3 separate regions of the Homo sapiens genome follow, and all the other regions are linked to region 1. A link is a contact called in ENCODE Hi-C or POLR2A ChIA-PET data. All regions are on one chromosome and are shown on one strand. The core of a region is the stretch at or near the end of the contact, and the rest is flanking DNA. Distances in the headings are between cores, read along the strand shown.

What was found. Hi-C counts contacts between places; a loop is a spot of excess contacts on that map. ChIA-PET counts read pairs that join two places held with the same protein, here RNA polymerase II (POLR2A). Pooled maps may share reads with other maps.
Region 2: a loop to region 1 is called in a pooled map, with 8 times the contacts of the local background. The contact joins two enhancer-like sites. A Hi-C loop is called at or near these places in 1 of 168 maps with a recorded cell type or tissue (HepG2) and 8 of 50 pooled maps. POLR2A ChIA-PET finds 5 or more read pairs at or near these places in 1 of 52 experiments (activated T-cell).
Region 3: a pooled map shows a loop between it and region 1 (15-fold over the local background). The contact joins two enhancer-like sites. A Hi-C loop is called at or near these places in 6 of 37 single-sample maps with no recorded cell type and 11 of 50 pooled maps. POLR2A ChIA-PET finds 5 or more read pairs at or near these places in 2 of 52 experiments (GM12878 and activated naive CD4-positive, alpha-beta T cell).

Annotation. Positions count from the first base shown.
Region 1 is chr11:108,239,906-108,243,416 of GRCh38, reverse strand. The region is part of intron 5 of ATM (ATM serine/threonine kinase); the gene reads right to left. Among named protein-coding and RNA genes, the nearest start is that of ATM, 19 kb to the right of the region's middle. Within about 2 kb of position 1,581, at least 3 of the 41 ENCODE cell types and tissues checked have a DNase peak (open chromatin) inside an H3K27ac peak, as active enhancers do.
Region 2 is chr11:108,731,900-108,735,410 of GRCh38, reverse strand. All of the region lies in intron 13 of DDX10 (DEAD-box helicase 10), which reads right to left. The region is part of intron 2 of LOC124902750 (a long non-coding RNA gene); the gene reads left to right. Among named protein-coding and RNA genes, the nearest start is that of DDX10, 69 kb to the right of the region's middle. RefSeq lists an enhancer at 1,520-1,639. Within about 2 kb of position 1,875, at least 7 of the 41 ENCODE cell types and tissues checked have a DNase peak (open chromatin) inside an H3K27ac peak, as active enhancers do.
Region 3 is chr11:108,619,956-108,623,466 of GRCh38, reverse strand. No RefSeq gene overlaps it. Among named protein-coding and RNA genes, the nearest start is that of EXPH5, 28 kb to the right of the region's middle. RefSeq lists an enhancer at 1,421-1,500. Within about 2 kb of position 1,571, at least 5 of the 41 ENCODE cell types and tissues checked have a DNase peak (open chromatin) inside an H3K27ac peak, as active enhancers do.

The sequences.
Region 1 (3,511 bases), core at 332-2,831:
GGTCTCAAACTCCTGGCCTCAAGTGATCTACCCACCTTGGTCTCCCAAAGTGCTGGGATTATGGGCATGAGCCACTGGGCCTGGCCTCCACAGTTTTTTAAAATAATAATACTGTTTGATTAATAATATGCAAAAAATGTGTTGAGACCTATGAAGGGTATGAAATTTTACTCTGCTTGGTTTGTTTCTTATTTATTTGAGGTAGAGTCTTACTCTGTCACCCAAACTGGTGTGTGGTGGTAAGATCACGGCTCACTGTAGCTTCAATCTCAGCAGACTCAGGTAATCCTCCCACCTTAGCCTCCCAAGTAGCTGGGTCTAGAGGCCCACACCACCACACCCAACTGATTGGTATTTTAGGTAGAGACAGGATTTCACCATGTTGCCCAGGCTGGTCTTGAACTCCTGGGCTCAAGTGATCCACCTGCTTTGGCCTCCCAAAGTGCTAGGATTACACGCATAAGCCACTGTGCCTGGCTGAGATTTTATCTACTTGTAACCTAACAAATTAGCATGACAGTTTCCTGGGTGCTAGCAGGAAACCTGAGATTCCTGATAAGAGAAAAAGGACAGTTTATTTCTCCCAGTAATGATGGTAGCCAGACTACCTTCATTTTTGCATCAGTTCCCCAGTACCAAAGGCAAGGTGAAATGGGACACTTGACACTGCGAAAACAGTGGACTGAGTTATAACAGAGAAACCTCAAGCTTTTTATAATCAATAGGCTACAAGTAAATCTGTCCTGTTTTAGAGGAAGCCATCATCTGACCTTAGATGATCCACCTGCCTCAGCCTCCGAAAGTGCTGAGATGACAGGTGTAAGCCACTGTGCCCAGTCCCCAAATAACATTATTCACAATGTTATACTTGTGTATATTGGGACTTTATATATAGACAATCATGTCATCTACAAAGGGGAGTGTTATTTCTTCCTTTCCAATCTGTATGCCTTTTATTTTTCTTGTCTAACTACCCTGGCTAGAACCTCCAACATAATGTTGAAAAGGAGTGGTGAGAGTGCACATCCTTATCTTGTTCCCAATTTGTCTTATGAAAGGCTTTAAATTATGGATTCAATTTATTCTCCTAATAGTTATGGGACTAGTCAAATTATCTATTTTATATTGGATGACTTTTGATAATGTATGGTTTTGAGGAACTGGCCCATTTAAATTAATAGATGTTCATAGTGTTTCCTTATTATCCTTTGAATATCTATAGGATCTGCAATTAGATCTCATTTCATTTCTAATATCAGTAACTTTGGTCCTCTTTTTTTTGTTTTTTGTTTTTTTAAGAGACGGAAGTCTCACTACACTGCCCAGGCTAGATTTGGACTCCTGGGCTCAAGTGATCCTCCCACTTCAGCCTATCAAGCCATAAAAAGACATCGAGGAGCTGAGAACGGTGGTTCACACCTGTAATCCCAACACTTTGGGAGGCTGAGTTCAAGCTGCTGGCATAAGCAACATAATAAGACCTTATCTCTACTAAAAATGAAAAATTAGCAGGGTGTGATGGCTTGTGTCTGTGGTCACAGCTACTTGGAAGGGGGTGGGAGGATCATTTGAGCTCAGGAGGTCGAAGCTGCAGAGCCATGATCTCACCACCACACTCCAGCCTGGGTGACAGAGTGAGGCCCTATCTCAAAAAAAAAAAAAAAAAAAAAAAAAGAAAGAAAGAAAGACAGAAAGAAAGAAAGAGAAAGACATGGAGGAACCTTAAATGCATATTACTAAATGAAAGAAGGCAATCTGAAAATGATACATACTGTTATGATTCCAACCACAGTCACATACTACATAACAACATTCTATTCAATGACAAATGGCAATATGAAAAGGTGGTACCGTAAGATTGTATCAGAACTGAAAAATTCCTATTTAAATACTTAGTGATGTCATAGCACAAGAAATTACTCACAAGCATTTGTGGTGATACTTGTGTAAAAAAAACCCACTGCACTGCCAGTCATATAAAAGTATAATACATACAATCATGTATAGTACATAAACCTTGATAATGATAATAAATGACTAAGTTACTGGTAAAATGTTAGGTTTATGTACTTACTCTACTATGCTTTTTATCACCATTTTATACTATATTCCTCCTTCTTCTTCTTAAAAAACAAAACAAAACAAAACAGTAAAACAGTCTCAGGTAGGTCCTTTAGGAGGTATTTCAGAATAAAGCACCATTATCATAGGAGATGAAAGCTCTGTGCATGTCCCTGAAGATCTCCCAGGGGGACAAGATGCAGGGACAGAAGACAGTGATACTGATGATCCTGACCTTATGTAGGCCTAAGCTCATGTGTGTGTTTGTGTCTTTGTTTTCAACAAAAAAGTTTAAAGGAAAAAATAGAGTAATAATAATTTCATTTAAAAAGCTTATAGAACAAAAGAAAAAACATCTATAAGTATATAAGGAAAAAATATTTTTGTACAGCTGTACAATGCATTTGTATTTTAAGCTAAGTGTTATTACAAAAGAGTCAAAAAGTTTAAACATTTTTAAAGTTTATAAAGTAAAAAAGTTATAGTAGCTAATGTTACTTTAGTATTGAAGAAAGAAAAACATAAATTTTTAAATTTGGTACAGAATAAGAGTTTACAAATTCTACAGTAGTATATAGTATCCCAGGCCTTTACATTACCACACATTTACATACCCAGAGCAACTTCCAGTCCTGCAAGCTCCATTCATGGTTAAGTGCCCTAGACAGGTGTACCATGTTTTATCCTTTATACTATACTTTTACTGTACCTCCTCTATGTTTATATATGTTTAGAGACACAAATACTTGCCATTGTGTTACAGCTGCCTACAGTATTCAGTATAGTAACATGCTGCACAGGTTTGTAGTGCAGGAGCAGTAATACCATATAGCTTAGGTGCGTAGTGTTATACCATCTAAGTTTGTATAAATACACCCTATGACGTTCACGCAACAAAGAAATTGCCTAATGATGTATTTCTCAGAACATATCCACATTGTTAAGAGACGCACAACTGTATATGACATGCTGGAAAAGGCTAAACCATGGAGATAGCAAAAAGATCCATGGTTCCCACAGTTTACAAGAAGGAAGAGATGAAAAGGTGAAGCACAGAGGATTTTTCTGACAGTGAAAGTATTCTGTATGATTCTGTAATAGTGAAAAATTGTTACCATTCTCTCCCAGAGGAAAAAAAAATATGACCATCTCATTAGATACAGAAAAAGATCTTTAAAAATGTCAAAACACTTGTCAAAATCCATAGCATATGTACCACCAAAAGTGAACCTTGGACTCTGGATAATAATGATGTGTCCCAGCATAGGTTTACTGATGGTAACAAATGTACCACTGGTGCAAGATGTTGACAGTAGGGCATGCTGTGTGTGTCCAGTGGACTTTCCACTCCGTTTTGCTGTAAATTTAAAATTCCTCTAAAAGATAAAAGTCAATTTAAAAAAATGGAAACCACTAGGTTTGAGAAACTGAATAATTGACAGTGTAGCTT
Region 2 (3,511 bases), core at 626-3,125, 490 kb before region 1:
CCCCTACCATAGCACACATATTCATTTTTTGTCCATCCCACCCATTAATGCACAGGGAATACTGTTGGTTTTGCTAACAGCTCTCAATGCCTAGCACACAGCAGGTGTTCAAATATTTGCTGAATAAATTTTTCTAAAAACTTCATGAAGTCTTCACTTAATAAGCCGGCATTTCACCTAAAATGTACACTTTCATGGTAAAGAACAAAGCTTCGCATCAAAGCAAAAGTGATTTAATTCTAACTGTCACCAACAGATGGCACTAGCCTCAGATGTTGCCTTGGACTTGAAACCGTGTTTCAAAATATGCATTGAAAAGAACAAAGTCAAAACAAAAATTTGCTTGGACAATTTAAAAGTGTTGAAAAGAAATGTGAAAGTTGAATCCAGTGCCATCACAAAGACAGTCCTCCCATTAACAAGTTCAGGTACAGATACACACACTGCTTAGAGACTTAAAAAGTGGTCTTATGAACAGCATTTCTGGAAACTAATCTGCCATATTAGCAGTGTTGTACAATTATATTTGTTAGAGCCATATAAACAAGCACTTGTTTATGAATTTGAAAACTCCTTATTTCTAATCATATAACAAGTTCAAAGGGCAATTCACATGACCTTCAAGAACAGCCTGTCCTATTTCACATTTCTTTCATTACCTGTGTAACTACCTTAAAATAAAGATAAATACGGCCTGTAAAAGTAGCTGTTTAAACTTCAACCACAAAAGTAGATTTAAAAATTCAGTAGTTAGCAGATGTTATAAATATTGAATATTGTATAAAAGAAGGAGATAAAGGAAAACGACTCAATATTTGATATAATGATTCAGCATGTTACAGAATAAACATCATGCCAAAACCAGCTTTAAGCTTTCCACTGAAAATTTACATCCTCAGGAAGTCATCTGCATACCAAACTCAAATAGGAAAAAAAATACATAAAGCAACTCAATATATGCATCTAAGCTTCATGTTACACAATAACAACTCCTTTTGAATTGGAACAAAGCTTAGATTACAAAAAAAGAATTAAGCACAGGATGCCAAAAAACAGAAAAGACACCTATAAGACAAATGAGCATATATACCAAACTATTTCAGCTGGCAACATCTGAGATCATGCTACCATTGTTTCACTTCATGGTAGCAAAAATTCGGAGTACAGTAGTCTTGACTTTAGAGTTCTTCCTTCTGTTTAAGTCAACTGAACATTACATAAGGCCCCTGAACACAAATCACCAGGTATGGAAGAGATAAAAATTAAGAGACATGTGGCTACATTATGAAATGTCAAGAAAAAGAAAAAAATACTAGCAAAATAGACCATTGGAATCCAGAGGTCAGTGGGTTGAAGAAGTAAGGGATGGCTTCAAAGAAGAGACAAGATAAGCACTGCATCTTGAAAGATGTGAAATGCTGGAGTGGGAAGAAAATAATCCAGGAAGGAATCCTTCACTGTTTAAGTGGAAACTGGGAAGAATGGTCTCGCAGGACAATAGGATAGGGGCTAGCTTACAAAACCCAACTGCAAGGGTGAACTTAAGGGTAGCATGGAAGGTAAACCACTTGAAAAAAAATACTAATTTGACCAAGGTTCACAGGAAGATGACTCAGAAGAACAACGAGAACCAATTATGAAGCTTATCCCCCCGAGCCAAGAATGAGGTAATAAGAATCTGGGGGCAGAATGGCAGTGTAAGTGGGAAGTGAAAATGGAACACTAAAAGCCACCACTAAATGTAGAAATGACGGGAATCAAAGCAAGCACAATCATACCGAGGCAAGTCAGAGGGGCCTAAGTACAGACTCCAGTGCTAGCGCTTCACTAACTATGCAACATTAGGCAAGGAAGTAAGTGAACCTGTCAAAGCCTGTGTCTGAACTTGTAACATGACAACAACACTACACAAGGCTGTGGTAAGAATTTAAATAAGTGAGATATGATAGTCAAAGTGCATGGTAAGTTATAAAAAAATTGATAGATGTTAATCATTTTCCAGTACTTATTTTACAAATACTTAGTCCAAGTTCCTAAAAGTCACTAAGTACCTAACACAGTCCCTGGCATCCGTTAGGTAACTGCTGCTGAAAGGAGGGAAAAAGAGAGAAAGAGAAAAAGTGAAGAGACAAGAGGCAGAAACATCCTAGCTCCCACATAGGAGAATCTTGATTTGGAACTTGGAATCTTTTTATAAGAGTATACTTATAAGCTTCAAAGTTAGCTAATCTGTGTTTTAACACCAACAGTGAGTTCTTACAGTACTAAAAAAAGAAAAAGCTACTAAAAAAAAAAAAAAAAGTAGGACTAAATCAATGTAAACAGGATCTGGAATCAACTCTAAGGTACAATGAATAATCTATGGGTATCATTCAAATCTTAATTAAAACTGACCTATGTTTACTTTTAAGAAAGCTTTAAAAGGACATTTGTTGAGCTAAAATGGAATCTACCCAGTCTCATTTCTAAAAAGGTTTAAACTGAAAAAGAAAAGAAAGCATATGCTTAGAGATTTCATTCTCACATTTAAGGAAATAAGTGTTCCAAAAATAAATTTTAATTTAATCATTTTAATTGTATGTTCATGCTCTTATCTAACACTGTCTCCCTGGAGGTCAACTTTCTGAACACCCAACAAGACAATTAGCCAAAACAAGGTTCTTCCCTATGGTGGGAGGTCAACCAGCCATCTCTTACTGCCTTTGTGCCTGATCACTACACCTGCGCTCTCTCCTGCACATGTCTTATTGCTTCATCACTCGTGGCACTTCTCCACTGCTAAGAAAATCTTGTTGTCCTTCACTGCATCGATCTCGTCAAACAGAAAAGGATTGTGACAAGGCAGCATTCCAGAAGGCCTTGCTTGCACCTGGCACTCAGTACCTCTCGTCTCCATTTACGCCGAAGTCTAAAGGCAAACATTCATTTTATACTCCAAGTGTGCGCACACAATGAGTAGCCCAAAATTATTTACAATACTGTCAATTACACTGACATTACCCAATTACAGAAAGCAAACTACACACAAATAATGGTAGGCACGACAGCAGAGAAAGAAAATGTGACTTAGCATCACAAATAGGTTTAACTGCTAACTTCACCACTGTGACCTTGGACAAGTCACTTAAAAGCCTTCCTTTCCTCCTCCGAAATTTTAATAGCTACCTTTCTTGTCATAAGGAAAAATGAGAACTTATGCAGAAAGTGTTCAGTATATGGTAAAATGCCAAATAATTATGGTCTTAATTATAATGATATGATTATTAGACATATTCCATAAAATCTACAATCCAATGGGTTCCTACTGGCTCCAAGTTTCAATTTGGTTCTTGTACAAATCTTCTTTTTCCAGAGAGACAAGAAAGGGAAAAAAAGATAATCAAGATAAAGAGGATAAGTTATAAGTAACAAAGCCAGTTCCCTTCTGTGTCTGGTATGGTGTCTACAAAGACAATTCTAAAACATGAGCAACAAAAATTTCAACAAAGTCAGCAGTGTCTGGAAAAGTGCT
Region 3 (3,511 bases), core at 322-2,821, 380 kb before region 1:
ATTAAAATATTTTTATTTTGCCTTATTTTATTTTGACAATTGAATGATAATTTAGTTGGGGATAGAATTCTAAGTTGACAGTTTTGCAACTTTTATTCCATTGACTCTGAATTTGATAATTTCTGTTGAAAAGTCTATTGTCATTTTAACTAATGTTCTCTTTTAGTTTAAGTTTTAAAAATCTTTGGGTGTCTTAATATTTTCTTTTCATTTGAGGTGTTCCATCATTAGTTATCCTGAAGATTCATGTCTTTCATTAATTTAAGAAAATTCTCAGACATTATCATTTGAAATACTGCCTCTCCCACTCTTCATTCTCTCCTTTGGAAATTCCTATTAGATAGGCACTGGACATTTTTCTTCTTTCTTCCATATCTCTTAAACTATCTTTCATATTTTCCATTTCTCAAGCTTTTGAGAGTCACATTTGTATATATTTCCTTAGATCTAAATTTCAGGTCATGAATTGTCTATTTAAGAATTAGTGTAGCTGTATTTTTTTATTTTAATTTTTAGAAATTTTATTTTTTAAAAGTAGGACTTTGATCTTATTTTCCTGTAATTCCTATTCTTTCTTATCTCTTGTTTTAAACATACTTATTTTATAGTGCTATAAGCTGAAGTGCTTGGGAGGGAGTATATAACTGCTGTTTATTGAATCTGATAACTTTCACACATGGTGGATTATTTCCTCCTGTATTTTGTCATTTCACTGGGGATCATTTTTTCTTTGTAGCCTTGGGTTTGGAAGTACCCTGTAAAGTAGCTTATTTGTTTGTTTATTTATTTATTTATATGGTTTGTCTGTGTCCCCACCACAATCTCATCTTGAATTGCAATCCCCATTATCCCCACATGTCGTGGGAGGGACCCAGTGGGAAGTGATTGGATCATGGAGGCAGTTTCCCCCTTGCTGTTCTCATGATAGTGAGTTCTCACAAGATCTGATGGTTTTGGGAGTGCCCGGCATTTCCCCTGCTAGCACTTCTCCCTCTTGCTGCCCTGTGAAGAAGATTCATTCCTTCCCCTTTGCCTTCAGTCATGATTGTAAGTTTCCTGAGGCCTCCCAGGCAATGCAGAACTGGAAGTCAATTAAACCTCTTTCCTTTATAAATTACCTGGTCTTGGGCAGTTCTTTATAGCAGCGTGAAAACAGAGTAATACATTTATTTTTTAATTTTTTACTTATTTATTGAGACAGAGTCTTACTCTGTCACTCAGGCTGGAGTGCAGTGGTGCAATCTCGGCTCACTGCAACCTCCACCTCCCAGGTTCAAGAGATTCTCATGCCTCAGCCTCCTGAGTATCTGGGACTACAGACACGCACCACCATGCCTGGCTAATTTTTTTTTTATTTTAGTGCAGACAGGGTTTTGCCATGTTGGCCAGGTTGGTCTCTAACTCTTGGCTTCAAGCAATACACCCGCCTTAGCCTCCCAAAGTGCTGGGATTACAGGCATGAGCCACCATGCCCAGCTATTTGTTTATTTAATTTTTGCTTCTGGCATACTGTCAAGTTGAGGTTTACATTAACTTTGTGACTCGGGGAGTTTCTGGACAATACAGGAAATTCCACATCTGTCCATGGAGTACCTGGGGTTTTAATTTCTTGAAAGAGCTTATGTTGTTTTCTGCCCAAAAACCTAGGCATTGACATGTTTCCTTTGAGTCTCCCTGAGACTATGGGGAGAGTTCTTCTAGTCATTCTTTCACACAGGCACATCGCTCTCAGTGTCCCTGCATAGGCTTAAGACCTATGGTCTTAAATAGCATTGTTAATTTCTAAGTGTAAAATTGCAGAGTCAGTCTGTGTGCTTACCACAAGGCTTTCACATCTTTTTTCCATTTCTGGTATGGGGAGTTTCCTTTCTCTATGTAGTTACATATAATTATATTGTACCTCTAAATAGCTACATTGCATCCAGCATTTTGAGGTTTACGAGAGAAGATTCTGTGTTATCTTAGTCCTCTTTGTTGTTAGAACTACATGTTTAGCATTGAATTTTTAATTTCTTGGCAAGCATCTGTGGTTGCTTTTATGTCTTGATTTTAAAATGACAGTTAACTGTGTTCAAAGTAGTACTGATGTTTCATTCTTTTACCAAAATCAAACTTATTTCATTGAAGTGAAAATTCAAAATTAAAGGCAATTTCATAGAAAAAAACTTTAGTTTTATAGAAAAGTTAATCCATTGAGACTTCCATTTGCTTGTATGAAAATGATATGATACAGTGGAGTCATGAACTACTTTGATTGTTATAAACCAATGAGAAAAAAACACAAGAAGCAAATGTAATATATGAATGATGGTTTCAATCCAAGTGGAGGCATGAAGTGAGAGAAAGTTTTACAAGTAGTCAGATAGAGATAACTGGTAGAAGAATTGAGTCATCACACAGCAAATACTATAAAAGGCATATTGTCATAAATGAGTAGATAGGTTACATAAATTTCACTTCTGTACACAGAAGTTCAACAGTTCATGACTACTATGTATAGTAGTAAGTATGCAGTTAAAAAAATTCTGAAAACAGTGTGTTTTATTCATTAGCGTTGCATCGGGAGGATACAGTATTAAAATGAATATTTCATTAAAGTAACCAATGGCTGATTTTTTTAAAAACCTAGTTCATTGTTTTCTTTCAGCAACACTATACCCTCTGTTTCATGACATACATATTGGTAAATAGATTTTTAGGTTATTTAGTTTTCTTTTTTTAATTTTTAAGTTTAAAAAAATTATTGCCCATATAGTTTAATAAAGCTACATGAATCAGAAGTTTGTACCTAATTTTTTGTTTGTACATATTAAGTAACATTTAAATTAAAACAATTCAAGTCATCATTAAAGATCCAAGTAAGAAACAGTGGTATGTAAGTGTTAAAAGGAAACTTGAGACAAGTCAAATTTGATGGAGTTTAGTTGAGCAAAAAAAAAAAAAAAGGAAACAATTTGTGAATAGGGTAGCCTTCAGAATTACAGCAGAGTCAGAGAGACTCCTGGGGTATATCGTGGTCAGAACAAATTTATAGATTAAAAAAAGTAAAGTGACGTACAGGGATCGGAAATGAGGTACGGAAACAGTGAGATTGGTTACAGCTCAGTGTTTGCCATATTTGAACGCAGTTTGAACACTCAGCAGTCTATGAGTGGTTGAAGTATGGCTGCTGGGATTGACCAACACTCAGCTATTGTTACAGGTGCATACTCCTAAGTTTAGTTTTCAGTTTTGTCTGCCTATTAAGCTAGGTTATGGTTCTCCACAAGGACTCAAATATAGAAGTACAGAGTCCTTCTCAGGCCATATTTAGTTCACTTCAACATAAGATAAGACTCTAGGGTGGGAGATAGAGTCCATGCACTGCAGCCCTGGATTTTCTATTAGGTTGAATGATATGAGCTTGTCATATAACCTTTTTCAATTTTACCTACAAAAATTGCAATAATACATAATAGCTATGTAAACTTGAGTAAGAAATTTAACTTCTTTGAGTCTACCCTTTCTCATC